Linked DNA regions of Homo sapiens: region 1 is linked to region 2. A link is an interaction called in ENCODE POLR2A ChIA-PET data of the cell type or tissue named here. Cell type or tissue: PC-9. All regions are shown on one strand. Each heading gives the region's core, and the rest is flanking DNA. Links, peaks and the distances in the headings are about the cores only. Region 1 has its middle 29 kb from the start of SLC36A4. Region 2 has its middle 33 kb from the start of MTNR1B.

Evidence for each region. ChIA-PET counts read pairs that join two places held together with the same protein. Peaks named below come from ENCODE experiments on the same cell type or tissue, not always from the same donor. Only the 100,000 strongest peaks of a DNase experiment are listed, where the experiment ranks them.
Region 1: POLR2A ChIA-PET joins it to region 2 with 11 read pairs; 2 of 35 experiments call an interaction of 5 or more read pairs at or near these places.

What each region holds. Positions count from the first base shown.
Region 1 is chr11:93,222,545-93,232,246 of GRCh38, reverse strand. No RefSeq gene overlaps it. Among named protein-coding and RNA genes, the nearest start is that of SLC36A4, 29 kb to the right of the region's middle. In PC-9, for the core only: CTCF peaks have their summits at 6,224 and 6,423 (motif pointing right); no DNase peak of the experiment used is centred there.
Region 2 is chr11:92,997,701-93,007,402 of GRCh38, reverse strand. No RefSeq gene overlaps it. Among named protein-coding and RNA genes, the nearest start is that of MTNR1B, 33 kb to the right of the region's middle. In PC-9, for the core only: no CTCF peak of the experiment used is centred there; DNase peaks (open chromatin) are centred at 5,322 and 6,682; H3K27ac peaks cover 3,631 bases.

The DNA.
Region 1 (9,702 bases), core at 832-8,831, 220 kb before region 2:
TGCCCAGTGAATTCTTTATCCCTGCTCACTGCCCGGCTTCTTGCAGCTACTGAGATTTATCCACACTGCTGTCCATACACCAGGACCCCATCCCTCTACCTGCAAGTCTCAAAGCACCATAACACATTGCTGTTATGTGTAACAAACTCTTACTGAAGGTTAGGGGATGATGATGAGGGGCTGCATCAATAAATAAATAAATAAATAAATAAATAAAAAAGATGGGAAACAACTAAATCAAATAACAGAAGGCACTGGCCAAAGGCCCTCAGCTGTCTCTACCACAGTGACGGTCTTGCTGGTGACATTCCCAACTTTCTCACAAAGCCATCATTTCCTGGGACTTGTTTTATTTCCTTCTAGCCAAACACTTCTGTCAACTTTCTCAGTTCAGAGACACTCATTTACTGTCCCTACCGCCCCCCTGCAGGTAGCTAACCTGTAATTCTATTATGAAGGGAAATTTAGCTCCTTTTTATCAGATGCTAAGGTAGAATTAGCATACAGCAATGGTTAAGCTCATGGATTTTAAAACCAGCCTACCTTGGTTCAAATCTAGCCTTCATTGCTTACTAGCTGTGTGGTTTTAAGAAGTTGCTCATCCTCTCCGTACCAGTTTCCCCATCTGTAAACTTGGAATGGTTGTAGCCCCTACTGGCTGGGGCCCTTGTGAGGATTATATGATAAATACAAATAAATAAGATGCTTACATCTGTCCTATACAAAGTAAACACTCAATGAAATGTAGGTATTATTCTCTCTACTTCCTCCTTCCTACACTACCCTAGACCAGTGATTCTCAAACTTTAGCACATATCAGAATTATCTAAAAGTCTTATTAAATGTCAGGTTGCTGGGACCCAGAGTTTCTGATTCAATAGGTCTGGGATGGAGACAGAAAATTTGCATTTCTAACGAGTTCCCAAGTACTGTGATGAAGCTGGTTCAATGATCACACTTTGAGAACCACTGGCCTAGACCATGTTTTCCATTCTCAAAAAGTTCCATTAAGTTGTTTTTCTTGGCTTCCCACCCTTAGAAACAGGTAGAAGCTTCAAATTATACTTTTTTTTTTTTTGGTAGAGATGAGATCTCACCATATTGCCCAGGCTGGTCTTGAACTCCTAGCCTCAAGCAATCCTTCAGCCTTGGCCTCCCGAAGGGCTGAGATTACAGGCGTCAGCCACTGTGCCACGCCCTCAAATTATACTTGTTACAGAGCTTTTCTGGATCAAATTACATAGGCAAAAAAGAATTTATTATGCTGACTATTTGGTAACAAAGAAAAGGAAATAAAGAATATAAACATGTATATCCATGTTTTGTTGTTGCAAAAAAAAAAAAAAAAACCCAAAACAAACGAACAAACAAAAAACTTAGGAAAGATAAACCAGAAACTGATAGAATTGTTTACATAGGATAGGGTAGAAAGAACAGGAAAAAGAGTGACAAACTTCTCTGATTATGCCATTTTTTTTCTATAAATATATATATAGTTTTGACTGTTGGAAGCATGCTAGTGTTTTCATATTTAAAACATTAAATCAAGTCTGAGGAAAGAAGCCTAGAATTGAATTAAAAATACAAAATTAAGAGTATATCAAATAGATGACAGAACTGCATGAAAGGGAAAAAAATTGAATGAATCTAAGTCACTTTGGTTTTTGTTTCTTTTTTTTTTTTTTTGAGACGGAGCCTCGCTCTGTCACCCAGGCTGGAGTGCAGTGGCGCCATCTGGGCTCACTGCGAGCTCCGCCTCCCGAGTTCACACCATTCTCCTGCCTCAGCCTCCGGAGTAGCTGGGACTACAGGCGCCCGCCACCACGCCCAGCTAATTTTTTGTATTTTTAGTAGAGACAGGGTTTCACCGTGTTAGCCAGGATGGTCTTGATCTCCGCCCGCCTCGGCCTCCCAAAGTGCTGGCATTACAGATGTGAGCCAATGCGCCTGGCCGAATCCAAGTCACTTTGAACACAATACTTAGATATACACCCTCAGTCTAAAAACAAAAAGAAGTTCAAACAAATATTGTTTTGTTAGTGATATGGGTGTAGCAATTTTGAAATTATTTGGTGAGCATTTTAGGACTGAGTAAATTAGTAAATATACTAATGTTTCTGGTAGCCAGGTTTCCCACTATGAGAGAGAGGTGATATAATTTATGGAATGCGGAAAATTTAGAGGTGTCAGCATAAAATCATGTTTTTTCTAAGAAATAAAAAATAATAAAAATGTATATATCTTTCCTAGCTCTTTCTGCTGAAAGGGCCTAGAAGTAATGCTACTCTAGTTACAATGAGCACTCCTAGCACCTAGATCTTGGTGTCTAAAGATAATTCCCCTTTAAAAATAGCTGATTCTAAAATACAACATAAATACAAGATAAGACTAGAATATTTTGTTGTAGTAGAAAATAAAGAAATTATTTGAAAAATAAAAAGGCCCAAGGATGTTACAAAGAGGAAGAATCTCAAAGAGACCTCTAGCCAAATCAATGATCAAAAACAAAACAAATAAAAGAACAAAGACGGCTGGGCGCAGGGGCTCACGCCTGTAATCCCAACACTTTGAGAGGCCGAGGCAGGCAGATCACCTGAGATCAGGAGTTTGAGACCAGCCTGGCCAACACAGTGAAACCTGGTCTGTACTAAAAACACAAAAATTAGCTGGGCATGGTGGCGGGTGCCTCTAGTCCCAGCAACTCAGGAGTCTGAAGCAGGAGAATGGCGTGAACCCAGGAGGCGGAGCTGGTAGTGAGCCGAGATCGTGCCACTACACTCCAGCCTGGGCAACAGAGCGAGACTCCGTCTCAAAAAAAAAAAAAAAAAAAAAAAAAAAAAGATCCCAAAGAATCCTGACACTACTGGATTATAACACTGTGGAAAAAAACCTAAGAATCCACCAGTGCCCTTAATGATACTAAACAAAGAGAAAAACAAATAATAAGAATAACAGGAGAGCTTTTCTTTATAATAGAACATCAACTAGTAAATGTGGAAGGAATAACACAGAAAATCACGATTTTGCACCCATCATAGTAATATTTTGTTTAGATAAGAATCATCCAGGAATATTAAAACCATTGCGTGAAAGTTTGTTGGGAATGAGTATATTTACACAGCATGAAAATTTCTCCTCACAGATTATTCATTAACTACAAGAGGAAAAAAGTATTTCTACATAACAGATAACACTGTAGCTAAGTGACCACCAACAATGGGACAAACTGATATCTTATGATTCCTGATAAGAAAGGCTAAGAATACAACATCACTTATGTAACATTCCTGCCAAAAATGTATAACCTGAACTTAATTATGAGGAAACCACCAGTCAATCTCAAATTGAAGGATAAGCCACAAGGCAACTGGTCTGAATGTTTCAAAAATATCAATGTCAGAAGAGAAAAAGAAAGGCCAGGCATGGTGGCTCAAGCCTGTAATCCCAGCACTTTGGGAGGCCAAGGTGGACAGATTACAAGGTCAGGAGTTCGAGACCAGCCTAGCCAACATGGAGAAACCCCGTCTCTACTAAAAATAGAAAATTAGCAGGGCATGGTGGCGCATGCCTGTAATCCCAGCTACTTGGGAGGCTGAGGCAGGAGAATCTTTTGAACCTGGGAGGCTGAGGTTGTGGTGAGCCGAGATCATGCCATTGTACTCCAGCCTGGGCAACAAGAATGAAACTCCTCTCAAAAAAAAAGAAATAAAGAAAGAAAGAAAGGCTGTGGAGCCATTCTAGATTAAAAGTCATTAAAAAATGATTACAACTAAATGAAAAGCATGGTTCGTTACTGAATGTCTGATGAGAAAAAAAAATAAACACATTGCTATTAGGGATATTGCTAGGACAACTGATAGAATTTGGACAGAGATTGCATATTCCATAGTAGTATTATTGTATCATCATTAAATTTTTTGAACAGTCATTGCTCCATGTAAAACAATGTCCCTGTTCTTAAAATACAAATACTAAAGTATTAGGAGTGAATGTGCTTCAGTTGTATTTTTGAATCAGCTATTTTTAAAGGGGAATTATATGTAGGCATCAAGATCTAGGTGCTAGGTGTCTTCATTGTAGCTCAGGTTGCATTACTTCTAGGCCCTTTCACTAGGCCCTAAATACTTTAGTATTTATCTTTTAAGAGCAACAACAATAACATAGTTATAGGTGGAAAGATATAAAGCCAGCGTGGTAAAGTATTAACAATTGGCAAATCTCGGTGAAGGATATATGACAGTTTATTGTCCTAATTTAGCAACATTTCTATAAATGTGAAACTTTTACAAAATAAAAAGATAAAACAAATTTGAAAATCTTTAGGTGAATCTCTCTCCCCAACTAAATGGCATAAAAAAATTATCCTCCCTTTAAGCCCAGGGATTTTCCACTAATTTTGTCACTATTACATTTTCCTGTTGATAAGTTTTAGTTACTTCTTACAGGCAGCTGATGGAGAAGCAGGTTTGGGTGAAGGTGATGGGTGCAATTTGACACAGTGTCTTTGAGATCCAATGTGTCTCGAGAGATCCAATGTGATAGGAGCTCAGGGAAGAGGTCCCAGCCAAAGACATGGAATCAGGTGATATTAGTCCCTTGAGAGTTCTCCTGGAGGGAGCTTGGAGAATAAGAGTGGCAACTGTAAAGGAGACTAAGAGTGAATGGTGGGAGAACCAAGGGGAGCCATGGTTCAGCAGCTGTGGAAGGATACATTTCATATGGAGACCATGGTCCATAGCCTGAAATGTCCCAAGGAGTAAAGCAGACAACTGTAAAGTCCCCTGGATTTGGCAAGTAGGTGGTCCTTGGTAACCTGAATGACTTCCATAGGGGAGGGAGTTGAGGAGTGGGATTGGGTGAAACCACACCAGGGTGCATTAAAGAGTAATCGTGTGGCCAAGTGTGGTAGCTCATGCCTGTAATCCCACCACTTTGGGAGGCCGAGGTAGGCAGATCACTTGAGGTTAGCAGTTTGAGACAAGCCTCGCCAACATGGTAAAACCCCGTCTCTACTAAAAATACAAAAATTAGCCAGGCGTCGTGGCAGGCACGTGTAGTCCCAGCTACAGCTCAGGAGGCTGAGGCAGGAGAATCTCTTGAACCCAGGAGGTGGAAGTTGCACTGAGCTGAGATCGTGCCACTGCAGTCCAACCTGGGCAACACAGCAAGACTCTGTCTTTAAAAAAAAAAAAAAAAGTAATTGTGTAGGCCGGGCACAGTGGTTGAGGCCTGTAATCCCAGCACTTTGGGAGGCTGAGGCAGGCGGATATCTTTGAGCTCAGGAGTTCAAGACCAGCATGGGCAACATGGCAAAACCCCATCTCTACTAAAAATACAAAAAAATTAGCCATGTCTGGTGGTGGTGTGTGTCTGCAGTCCCAGCTACTTGAGAGGCTGAGGTGGGAAAATCTCTTGAGCCTGGGAGGCGGAGGTTGCAGTGAGCTGTGGTTGTGCCACTGCATTCCAGCCTGGGCAACAGAGCTAGACACTGTCTCAAAAACAAAAACAAAAACAAAAAGTAATTGTGGAGGTGAAATGTGATAAGAGTATTTGGATAAGCCTATTTGGAAGGGCAGGAGAGAAATATAGATGAAGGCAGATTTTTGGATTTGGTCTTTAGAGCTGGAAGGGATTTGCCCATGGAGAGGGGGAGGTTAGAGAATTGGAAAGGGGGATAGTTACATTAGCAAGAGCCCAGAGGAACCAGAGGGCAGGAGATCAGGGGTAGAGTGGTGGAACTAACCTGAGTAGGGAAAGAATGTATCTTCCCACCCAGTGGCCTATGAACCCTAGGGCCTTGTCTTCTGTCTTGATCTGTCTCAAAAGAAACCAAACTGTTAGCCTCTTTCCTAATATTTCTGATGAGCCAACCACAGGATCCTGGTAGGCAGGGTATTGACTTAGGTAGAGTTCTGAATTTGGAGTGGGAAGACAGCTTTAATTTCTTGTTTTTTGCTTGACTTCCTGACTGTGTTATCCTTTCTGAGCAGCAATGTCCTCATCTTTAAAATGAAAAAAATGTACTCCATGTAATAAAGTAGGACAATATATGAAAACACTTTAGAAAGGGACTTGCGATTAGGTAGCTTTTTTGAGGTGTTTGTTTGTTTGTTTGTTTGTCCCTCTGCTCTTAGGATCTGGCAATATTCCAGTGACCAGGAGATCTGGAAGTTGCCAAGAATGTTCTCTGCAACTGCTGGCTTCTAATGAGGCAGCTCACACAGGATTTGCTGTCTTGGATTTAAAAATAAGTGCATCCACAGAGAGATGGACTGTCACCAGAGGTTTGGTAATATAATTAACTGTAGAATGCAAGCCAATGGAAGCCAGCTGGCAATCACTGAAACTTGGGGGTTCGGTAGCTCAGAATGAGTTTGTTATTGAGAATTGTTTATAATAATCAAATTTCCACTAGGTGACAGCAAAGCCCATAATATGATCTAAATCATTGTTCTTCTTGAATAAATAGTGTTTGAGAATCTTCCAAAAGCAGCAGATCCTGCCATTCTGGAGAGAGTAATTATTGCTAAAATTATGACATATGGCCTCGAGATATTGTCATTACTCTTCTGAGATAAATAACTCCAGTTTTAAAAAAACCAATTTTAGTGTTTGACATTCTAAGTCACTTGAATTTATAGAAACAACTATAACAATAATTTAAAAAGCTAATATGTGTTAACCATTTGCTGTGTGCCAGGCACTCTTATAAATGCGCATGGCTCTTGATACTACCCAACCTCTCAGAGGTTTCACAGGGACCACAAGTCCCCTCTTTTAATAAAGAACTAAGTCTTCCCTGGGCCACTTCTGTAACCATAACACTAATTACATAAATACATGCTTGTGGCTGAACTACCCTGCCCAGGAGAGGAGGAGTTTGGTTATGCATATTAATGATTTAGTCAAGAGCCCTTTACAGGGTTTTATGAACAATTTTCAGTTATAATTGGTATTTCTCAGAGCATTTATCTTTTTTAAAAATAACTTTCCCCCTCTTAGACCTATGCTAACCCTTCATTGGGTTCCATGTTGGTGGCTCATTCATCTTGGGACTGTGTTGAGTTTGCGGTAACCTATTGGAGTCTTTTTTTTTAGGGTCTAAGGCGGAGACCCCAGGCAGAGTGAGCTTGACTCATCATGGTACAAAGCCTTTAACCATCAGAAGGAAGTGGGAATTATGGGGGCATTGCTGGTATTTGACTCTGTCCCCTGGCCCCTGGCTCCTGAATGCTTGCCTTGGTTCTAAGCAGAGAAAGGACTGAGAAGTAAAATGGCAGGGCTGTTTCTGGAACACACTAATTCACAGGCAGCCCTGCTTAGTTTGTTTTCTTCAATCAGAATATAACATAAAAACCAGGGAGCTACATAGCTGGCTCCTCTACGGCTACCCATACTGCTTTTCTTTTCTTTTTAATTATTACTATCTCTGAAAGTATGCTATAAATGCATGAGATGAAATTTCCAAAGGTGCAACAGAGCACACAGTTAAAAAGTAAGTTTTACTTCCCACACCTGTTCCCCATAGGAAACCACTGGTTCTCATAGTTACCAGTTTCCAGTAATGTTCAGCCTCAGCAGCCTGGGGATTCCATGCTTGCAGGACAGTGGTAGGGATGCTGGCTGCTGATGGGGGGAGCAGTTAGGAGTAGCTCAGATTGCGGAGTGAGTTAAGCACATGTGACACCTCCTGATGAGGCTCAGGGACTAGGGGCACATGGCGTGTGGGAAAATAAGCCAGGAAACCTTAGGAATTCATAACAAGATGGCCTTATTTGCACCCACAGGCTGGTGTTGCCTGGGGAAGTTGTGTACTATTATTATTGAAATATGTTCTCAGATGAAAGTTAAAAAATAAAGATAAGTATATCTCATTATTTAAGTATATATATATACGTATATATATGTATATACATATTTATATAGGTATATATAAGTATATATATACGTACTTATATACGTATATATGTATACATGTATACGTATATATATGTACTTATATACGTATATATATTTCTTATATACATATATGCACATATATAAGTATATATACGTGGGTATATATACACGATACGTATATATACACATATATATGTATATGTGTATATATATAACTATATATACGTATATATATAATTATATATACGTATATATATAATTATATATACGTGTATATACACGTATATATATGTATATATAAACAGTTTTTCCTGCAATATGGAGCCCAAGCCCCAGTCTCCAAGTCTCGTAGCAACCCAAGAACCAGAAAACAATGCCTCCAGAAGATAGAAATTGACACTCCTAAGGTCACCAGCAATCTTATCCAACAATGTCAGCTGAGCCACGAGAGGCAGCAACCATTGCAGAGTGGCAGCCAGCCTAGGCAAGCCATGACCCAGCCCCTGACACTGGCCCCAGGTGCATTCACAAGGGTGAGCATGTGTGCTGGTTGACCCAGGACCACCTCAGTTTATACCTGGGATAATTGTTAAAAGGGTCCTTTTCCAATCTCAAGAACTGTCCCAAGTTTGTCAATAAAGTACATGATCTCTCTAAATACAGTTCCCCTGTGCATCATCTTCCCCCGTGCCACTCCTCCAGGGTGCTGGACCAATTATGGAGTTAGGGTGGGTCAGGTGTCTACCATCTTTCAGACCCAAAGCTGCAACCATTTTCTTTCCCTAGGACCTCTTCTGGGTCTAACAGTCTCCTGTTTCTGGGGCACAAAAGGGCCAATTCTACCTCCAGTTCAGGCAACAGAACTCCCCAGCCACCCTTCGGAGGATTGGATACCCTAAATGCTTATGCCTCTTTTCCCCAATGAGCCCGATGCTCAATAGCTCAAATGTAGTTTACCACTGAGATACGTAATAAACATCTCAGGATATTTATTTTGGCCCCTCTCTAATCCCTAGCATGTCATTTTCATGAGGAAAAAAAGGAAAACAAAATCCTCCTACAATAACTGGAAATTTCCAGAGGTTAATAATTTTGGAAGCATATTCTTCTGGATATGTATGTAGTCTTTTATTAGTTCTAGCTGTTTTTCAGCAGACTTTAAAAGTTTTTTCTGGGTAAACAATCATGATTTGCAAGTAATAATTATACTGACACCTAATATTTATTTATTTAACATTTTGAAACTTTTTATTTTAGAGCCTAAAACTTCTAGGATATAATTGAATAACAATGATAGCAAGCATGTCTTCTTGCCGACTTTAATAGAATGCTTCTAGTATTTCACCCTTAAAATGATGTGATTTAAGGTTGGACTTTGTGTGAAGGGAGTATCCTCTTAAGCTTACCAAAATAATTACTTTGGTTGTAACTTATAGAATAAATTGTCAGTATCTTGATCTTTGTTTTGTCCAGATAAATGGCAATGGAACTATACCTTTGCTTTACTCAGATATCCAACTGTTGCAGCTCTTTCTCTTTTTACCTACAATAAAATATTAAATCCATAAATCATTAAGTGCATGGGTTTAAGTCTAGTTGTGGGACCTTGCTAACTATTCTGAATTTCACTTTCTTTATCTGAAAATTAGAATTAAAAATACTGACTTCACAGAGTTGCTGCATTAACTTATTGCCTAGAATGTAGCAAGCACTCAATAAGTGTATTATTATAGCTGTTATAATATATATATTTCACTCTCTGATCCTATTGGAGATATAGATATAAAATATATCACATGTAAT
Region 2 (9,702 bases), core at 611-8,610:
AGCCTTTAGAATGTATTCATCATCAACAAGTGTGGAGGCTCAGTTGATGGGGTGATGGCTGCTCAGAACTTGATTTGGTGATTGCAACTTGGTCAAACATTAAGAAGGTTCTGGGTTTTTTTTTTTTTTTTAACTTCGATGTGCAGTTAGAAAAACATTGAGCAACTTCAGCTGTTAAAGAGCAATTAACCCCTGATTAGGGGGTTCCTGGGAGTATAGAGCCCCCCTGAGATACTCTTATTCAATAATATAGCAAAGTTAAGGGTATCTTGAAGCCTCATACCAATTTTGCAGTGGTGGGCAGATGTGATTTTTGTTTTATAGATGTTGATATGATTTGGCTGTGTCCCCACCCAAATCTCACCTTGAATTTTAGCTCCCAGAGTTCCCACATGTTGTGGGAGGGACCCAGTGGGAGATAATTGAATCATGGGGATGGTTTCCTCCATGCTGTTCTTATGGTAGTAAATAAGTCTTATGAGATCTGATGTTTTTTTAAGAGGAAACCCCTTTCACTTGGTTCTCATTCTCTCGTCCACCATGTAAGACGTGCCCTTCACCTTCCACCATGATTGTGAGACCTCCCCAGCCATGTGGAACTGTGAGTCCGTTAAACCTCTTTTTCTTTATAAATTACCCAGTCTCAGGTATGTCTTTATCAGCAGCTTGACAACGGACTAATAGAGATGTGAAAACTGAGACTTGGAGTTAGCCCTAGATTCTCCCATGTGAACTCAGGTTGGATCCATGTATAAATGTAGCCAAGTTACTTAACTTGAGCTTCTGTTTCTTCATGTGTAAAATGGTGGTACTAATAACTAACCCATGGAAACAATAAAGGTAGTAATGGCTTTGTCAAGAAAAGAGTCGAACTCTGTAAAATAATTAAAGAGATTTATTCTGAGCCAAATATGGGTGACCATAGCCTGCGACACAGCACTCAGGAGGTCCTGAGAGCATGTGCCCAAGGTGGTCGGGGTGCAGCTTGGTTTTATACATTTTAGGGAGCCATGAGATATCAACTACATTTAAGAAATACATTGGTTTGGTCCAGAAAGGCAGGACAACTCAAAGTGGGGACTTCCAGGCTATAGGTAAATTTAAACATTTTCTGATTGACAATTGGTTGAGTTCATCTAAAGACCTGGGATCAATAGAAAAGAAATGATTAGGTTAAGATAAAAGATTGTGGAGACCAAGGCTCTTTTGAAGTCTTGTAGTGGCTGCCCTTAGAGACAATAGATGACAAATATTTCCTCTTTAGACCTTTAAAAGGCGCTAGACTCTTACTTAATCTCTTCTTCGTGATTGGGAGAGCCTGGAAGCAAAAGATCTAGCTATGTTAATAGAGATTCTTTACAGATGCACATTTTCCCCCACAAAGGACAGCTTTGCAGGACCATTTCAAAATATGGCAAAGAAACATGTATTTAGGGTAAAGTATTTTGATTTTCTTTTTTGTCATGTACTGTTATGCCAGAGTCAGATTGGAAAGTAAGTCACAATACATATGGTTAAATAAAAACCATCTGATGAGAACTTACAGTTTGTGGGGCATGACTCCCCAGACCACTTAGATAGAAATTTGGGCAAGATAAAAAAAAAATCAGAGCTTAGTCCTCAGCTTTAAAGCACTTTACAGGGCCCAACCCACACCAGGCACTCAATCAATGATAAATAACCTTGTGGCTATCATGTGGTCCTCCTCCTCTTCTTCCTCATGATCACTGCCATCATTACTGCCTCTGTCTCCCATGGACGTGGCTGGAGACCAAAATAGTCAGGGATCTAGTAAGAAAGCCTCAAAAAGGAAGGTTTTCTCCCTGCTTTTCAAGTCCCTTCCCAGAGGACTGGGAGCAGCTTGGAGGGCAGAAACATATGTGACTCATCCTTCTCCATGCCAAATACCATGCATGGTACTGAGCACAGGTGAGGCAGATGTGGCAGCTGACTTGGCGTGGGCAGATCAGCACTGCATTCCTGCAGCAGCTGTTGAAAATTGATCTCTCAAATCTGGCCTGTTGTTTGGCTCTGCACACTGGCTGCCTGAAGTAGGTCATCAAAGACTGCTTCATTTCCCCAGGCCCTTTTTTGACCTAGCTTCAGGGGGGTCAGCCAGCATGCACATTTTGGCCTGACCCAAGGGCATTTCAAGTAGCTCATCAATTTCCAAGCTTGCAACTTATTATCATGAAAGAAATTGTACTGATGCACTATGAAAGTGCTTCAGATCTGACTGCAATTTGTCAGTATGGAATTTTCTAAAGAGACAAAACAGATAATTGTATTATTATTATTATTTTATGATTAATAATGTGATTTTTATTTTTATTAAAAAAATTTTTTATTATACTTTAAGTTCAGGGATACATGTGCAGAACATGCAGGTTTGTTACATAGGTATACACGTGCCATGGTGGTTTGCTGCACCCATCAACCTGTCATCTACATTAGGTATTTCTCCTAATGCTATCCATCCCCTTGCCCCCCAATCCCCAACAGGCCCTGGTGTGTGATGTTCCCCTCCCTGTGTCCACGTGTTCTCTTTGGTCAACTCCCACTTATGAGTGAGCAAATGCGGTGTTTGGTTTTCTGTTCTTGCAATAGTTTGCTCAGAATGATGGTTTCCAGCTTCATCCATGTCCATGCAAAGGACATGAACTGATCCTTTTTTATGGCTGCATAGTATTCCATGGTGTATATGTACCACATTTTCTTTAATCAGTCTATCATCGATGGGCATTTGGGTTGGTTCCAAGTCTTTGCTATTGTGAACAGTACCACAATAAACATATTTGTGCATGTGTCTTTATAGTAGAATGATTTATAATCCTTTGGGTATATACCCAGTATTGGGATTGCTGGCTCAAATGGTATTTGTGGTTCTAGATCCTTGAGGAGTTGCCACACTGTCTTCCACAATGGTTGAACTAGTTTATACCCCCACCAACAGTGTGAAAGTGTTCCCATTTCTCCACATCCTCTCCAGCATCTGTTGTTTCCTGACTTTTTAATGATCACCATTCTAACTGGCATGAGATGGTATCTCATTGCGGTTTTGATTTGCATTTCCCTAATGACCAGTGATGATGAGCTTTCTTTCATATCTTTGTTGGCTGCATAAATGTCTTCTTTTGAGAAGTGTCTGTTTATATCCTTTGCCCACTTTTTGATGGGGTTGTTTTTTTCTTGTAAATTTGTTTAAGCTCTTTGTAGATTGTGGATATTAGCCCTTTGTCAGATGGATAGATTGCAAAAATTTTCTCCCATTCTGTAGGTTGCCTGTTCACTCTAATGATAGTTTCTTTTGCTGTGCAGAAGCGCTGCAGTTTAATTAGAACCCATTTGTCAATTTTGACTTTTACCACTGTTCAGGGAAATAAGAGAGGACACAAACAAATGGAAAAACATTCCATGCTCATGGATAGGAAGAATCAATATCGTGAAAATGGCCATTCTGCCCATAGTAATTTATAGATTCAGTGCTATCCCCATGAAGCTACTATTGACTTTCTTCTCAGAATTAGAAAAAACGACTTTAAATTTCATATGGAACAAAAAAAGAGCCCGCATTACCAAGACAATCCTAAGCAAAAAGAACAAAGCTGGAGGCATCATGCTACCTGACTTCAAACTATACTACAAGGCTACAGTAACCAAAACAACATGGTCCTGGTACCAAAACAGATATATAGACCAAGAGAACAGAACAGATGCATCAGAAATAACACCACACATCTACAACCATTTGGTCTTTGACAAACCTGACAAAAACAAGCAATGGGGAAAGAATTCCCTATTTAATAAGTGGTATTGGGAAAACTGGCTAGCCATATGCAGAAAACTAAAACTGCACCACTTCCTTACACCATACACAAAAATTAACTCAAGATGGATTAAAGACTTAAATGTAAGACCTAAAACCATAAAAACCCTAGAAGAAAACCTAGGCAATACCATTCAGGACATAGGCATGGGCAAAGACTTCATGACTAAATTGTGTTATTATTAATAGTTATTCTTTACAACTTTATCTTTTACACATATATACATATTTTTTCTTTATAACTACATCTTATATATATGTTCTTCATAACTATACCTTTTAATCTGTATATCTATATCTGTCTTTTATATTTTTTCATTAGCAAACTATACCTTTAATATGTATATCCTTTATAACTATTTAATATATATATCTTTGTACCTTATTCATCACCACAAACTGAAATAATAAAGAATAATTTTAGTAAGTTTGCCTTAGAAAGATATAAATGTATTTTTGAAAATTATATATTTAATCATCTGAATGTATTTGAAGGGAAGTAGGAGAGTCAACTAGATCTTTTACATTTATTGTCCCTTTAGCACATCTGTAAGATAAAGAGGCAAACGTTTGTTTGAAAACACACTAGAATTTATACATCCAAATGGGAATTGTTCTTCAAAACAGCTGTCTTGGGAGACTGTACATTTGTTCCTACAATGCCGTAGTCTCAGAGAATGTGAGGAGACCCCTTTTTAGGACCTGCCTTTAGAAGTCAGTTTATAAACCATAGAAGAAAATTAACGTCAGCTCCCAGCCATGGTTTTCAACCTTGGCTGCATATTAGCAATACTGAACCAGGCTTGTTCTGCCTGTGGTGCCGAAGCCAATCACTGAGGTGATGAGTTTTGCAGTAGAGAAAGATTTTTTCACAGGGCAGCCCAGTGAGGAGATGGGAGAACAGTTCTCCAATCTACTGCCAGAAAGTTAGGGCTCAGTGATATTTATGGGGTAAAGAAGTGGGGTGATCTAAGGCATGGGGAAAGGTGATTGGCAGTGGGGAAAAATGACGTAATTGATGATTTGCACAAGCATAGTCAGGGTTCATGGCTTTTCATAGGATATGTATTCAGGAAATAATGGCATTAGCATGATCTGAGAGAGGAGTTTATGGTCCTCTGATGCCAAAAGGTCACCTCTTCGGCATCTGCACAGGCTCAGTTTAAGGGTCAGTGATCTCAACTGCACTCAAACTGGACAAGGGCTGACCCCAAGATCCTGAAAAACAACTTAGGCATTTATTACCACGGTAATATATACATCAGAGGTGTTAGCTATAAGGAAGCTAGTGAAGGCTAAGTTACAGTACATGGTAGTGTAGTATCGCTTTCAGCTGTGTGGGTTAAAAAAAATTAACAAGAAGTGAGCAACTAAAAAGATTAGGACTTGGTTTTATTGGAATCATTTGGGGAGCTTTAACAAAATACCAACAACTGGCCCACCCTAAACCAGTTAAGTCACAATACCTGGGCATTCTAATTTTTCAGGTTTTTCAGGTCATACTAATGTGTGGCAAAGATTGAGAACCACACCTCTTTCTTTAACCAATAGATACACCCAATTTCTCATTGAATATTTTTTTTTTTTTGAGACAAAGTCTTGCTCTTCACCAAGGCTGGAGTATAGTTGTGCAATCATAGCTCACTGCAGTCTCCAACTCCTGGGCTCAAGATATCCTCCCATTTCAGCATCTTGAGTAGCTGGGACTACAGGTGCACTCCACCACATCTGACTAACTTTTAAAAATTTTTTGTAGAGACAAGGTCTTGCTATGTTGCTCAAGCTAGTCTCAAACTCCTGATCTCAGGTGATCCTCCTGCCTTGGCCTCCTAAATTACTGGGATTACAAGTGTGAGCCACTGAGCCTGGTCCTCTTTGAATAATTTTGGCCTGTTTCCAAAATTTAAACCTATTATCAAAAGGCGGAAATTTAATACCTTTGAAAATGTACATCAAGAAAATATGCTACAGGTTCCAAAATCAGCTCCAAAATTTTTCTGAACCAGGAGATCTTATTGTTAGAATAAGTATGTACCTTCCCAGGGAAACCATTTAGAAAAGTACAAAGCCTTTTTAAAAATACAAAGTTGTTCATTTATTCTCTTATTAATGAACATCTGGGTTGTTAAGTTTTTGGTAATTATGAAAAAAGCTGCTATGTACATTTGTGTGCAAGTCTTTCATGAAAATATTTTTTTTTATTTCTCTTGCATGAATATCTAGGAGGGAAAGAGCTGAGCCATGACTCAGCTGTTTATAAGAATGTATGTTTCAGGCTGAGTGTGGTGTTTTATGCCTGTAATGCCAGCACTTTGGGAGGCCAAGATGGGAGGATTGCTTGAGGACAGGAGTTGGACACTGCAGAGAGATGTGATTGAGTCATTGCACTCCAGCCTGGGTGACAGAGTGAGACACTATCTCTTAAAAAGAATTTTTTTTAAGAATGTGTATTTATAACAGACTGTCAAATAGTTCTCTAAAATGATTACAGTACAGTATCCAAGGGGGGACACATGTTTTAAGAGCCCCAGGAGATAGCTGAAACCAAGGATAGTACCAGGCCCTATATATACTACGCATGAATTTCTTTTTCCTTCTTCACAATTTACAGGCAGAACATTCGTTTTCATCATAGATCTTAGCAACCTTATTTCTTTCCTTATTAACTTAAGAACTTTCATCTTTTCACTTAAAGGAAGAATTTTATGGCTTCTCTGTGTCATACCCAAATTGCCAGCATCTCTACTCTTGCACTCTGGGGCCATTATTTACTAATGTAAGGATGACTTGAACACAAGCACTGAGATACTGCAACAGTCTGATAACCCTGAGGGCTACTAAGTGATTAACAGGCAAGAAGCATCTACAGCATGGACATGCTGGACAAAGGAATGAGTCACATCCTGGGCAGGGTGGCAGGAGATTTCACCACATTACTCAGAATGGTGTACAATTTAAAACTTACAAATTGTTTATATCTGAAATTTTCCATTTAATATTTTTAGACCAAGGTTGACCATGGGTAACTGAAACTGTGAATAAGAGGAGAACTACTTCAGAAATGTGAAATGGTTTAGAAAAAAATTAAAACGAAAATAAAGAGAAAAAAGAAGGGACTATTATCTGTAATTTTATGCTCTAACAGTGTCCTCTTTATCAGTGATATCAGGACATTTAATTTTAGCCAGTCTAAAAGAGTGGGTAAAATGAAATATTGGGCATGTTTTCTTGTTTTATAGCCCATTTATAAAATTAAATATTTGGCATCTTTTCTCATTTTTATAGCCAATTTAGATATCTTCTTTGGTGAAGTGCCTGTCCAAGCCTATTGCCTATAAACTTTAAAAAATGTTTCAGATAGGCTGGGTGCGGTGGCTCATGCCTGTAATCCCAGCACTTTTGGAGGCCGAGGCGGGCAGATCACAAGGTCAGGAGATCGAGACCATCCTGGCTAACATGGTGAAACCCTGTCTCTACTAAAAAAAAACAAAAAATTAGCCAGGCATGGTGGTGGGCGCCTGTAGTCCCAGCTACTCGGGAGGCTGAGGCAGGAGAATGGCGTGAATCCGGGAGGCAGAGCTTGCAGTGAGCCAAGATCGCGCCACTGCACTCCAGCCTGGGCGACAGAGCAAGACTCCTTCTCAAAAAAAAAAAAAAAAAAAATTTCAGATAATTGTAGATTCTAATGTAATTGTAAGAAAATTTTTTAAAAAGACATCTATGAACACTTAGTTTACCTTGACAATAACATCTTGCAAAACTATGTAGTACAATATCACAACCAGGATGTTGACCATGATACAGTCCACAACTCATTTAGATTTTCTTCGTTTATGTAAACTCGTGTTTAGTTTTATACAATTTTATAACACATGCAGGTTTCCGTATCCATCACCACAGTCAAAATACAGGACAGTTCCATCACCACGAGGACCCCTCATGTTGCTCTTTTATTACCATATCTACTACCTTCTGACCCTTCTCATAAACTCTTCAACCACAAATCTATTCTCCATTTCTAAAATTTTGTCATTTAAAAAAGGCTATTAAAGTAGATGAGTGGATACAAAAATGTGGCATATACATACAATGACATATTTTTCAGCCTTAAAAGGGAAGAACATGCTGTCATTTGTGACAACATGGATGCAACTTGAGGCTACTATGCTGAGCGAAATAAGCCAGTCACAAAAATATAAACACTGTATGATTTCATTTATGTGAAGTATCTAGAATAGAAAATTCATAGAACAGAAAATAGGATGGTGGTTGCCAGAGGCTGGGGAAAAATGATGAGTTGTTTAATGGATGTGGAATGTCGATTTTGCAAGAAAAAGTTCTGGAGATTGGTCGTATAAAAATGTGAATATAGGGGCAGGGCATGGTGGCTTATGCCTGTAATCCCAGCACTGTGGGAGGCTGAGGTGGGTGGATCAGTTGAGGCCAGGAGTTTGAGACCAGTCTGGGCAACATGGTGAAACCCTGTCTCTACAAAAAATACAAAAATTAGGCCAGGCTCAGTGGCTCATGCCTGTAATCCTAGCACTTTGGGAGGCCGAGGAGGGTGGATCACCTGAGGTTGGGAGTTCGAGACCAGCCTGACCAACATGGAGAAACCCTGTCTCTACTAAAAATACATCAGCTGGGTGTGGTGGCACATGCCTGTAATCCCAGCTACTCGGGAGGCTGAGGCAGGAGAATCGCTTGAACCTGGGAGGCGGAGGTTGTGGTGAGCCCAGATAGTGCCATTGCACTCCAGCCTGGGCAACAAGAGCGAAACTCTGTCTCAAAACAAACAAACAAAAAAACCCCCAAAATTAGTCAGGCATAGTGGCATGTGCCTGTGGTCCCAGCAACTTGGGAGGCTGAAGTAGGAGAATCACTTGAACTCAGGAGGCGGAGGTTGCAGTGAGCTGAGATTGCACCACTGCACTCCAGCCTGGGTGACAGAGCAAGAATTTGTCTCAATAAATAAATAAATAAATAAATAAATAAATAAAATAAAAATAAAAAATAAAAAAATTAGTATATGTAACAGTATGGAATTGTACATTTAGAAATAATTAAGATGTTAAATTTTATGTTACACATTTTTAAACCACAATTTTTAAATAGTTACATAAATGGAATCATAAACTATGTCACCTTTTGGGATTGGCTATTTTTCCTCAGCATAATTCCCTGGAGATTCATTCAAATAGTTGCGTGTATCAGTAGTTTGTTCCTTCTTATTGCTGAGCAGCATTCCGTGGTGTGGATGTACCTTAGTTTGTTTAACCATTCATCCACTGAAGAACATCTGGATTGTTTCCAGTTTTTCACTATTATGAATAAAAGTACTATGATCATTTGGGTTTTGTGTGAACATTGGTTTCTCATTTCTTTGGGATAAAATGCCCAAGAGTGCAATTGCTGAGTCATAAGAAACTGCCAAACTGTTTTCCAGAGTAGGTGTACCATTTTACATTTCTACCAGCAATATATGAGTGATCCAGTTTCTCTGCATACTCACCAACATTTGGTGTTACCGTTTTAGTTATTCTGATAGATATGCATTGATATCTCATTGGAGTTTTAATTTCCATTTCCCAAATGGGTAATAATGTTGACTGTCTTTTAATGTTTTTATTTGCCTTTTGTACATCTCTTTGGTAAAATCTCTGTTTCTTTTGCCCATATTCTAATTAGGGGTCGAATTTGCTCCTGTTCTAATTGGAGGTATTAATTGGCTTTTTGCTGTAAGATTTGGAAGTTCTTTATTATTTTATTTTTAAAATTGTTTTCAGCTGAAGGCAATGGCTCAGTCCTATAATACCAGTGCTTTGGGAGGCTGAGCTGGGAGGATTACTTGAGGCCAGGAGAATGAGAGCACAGTG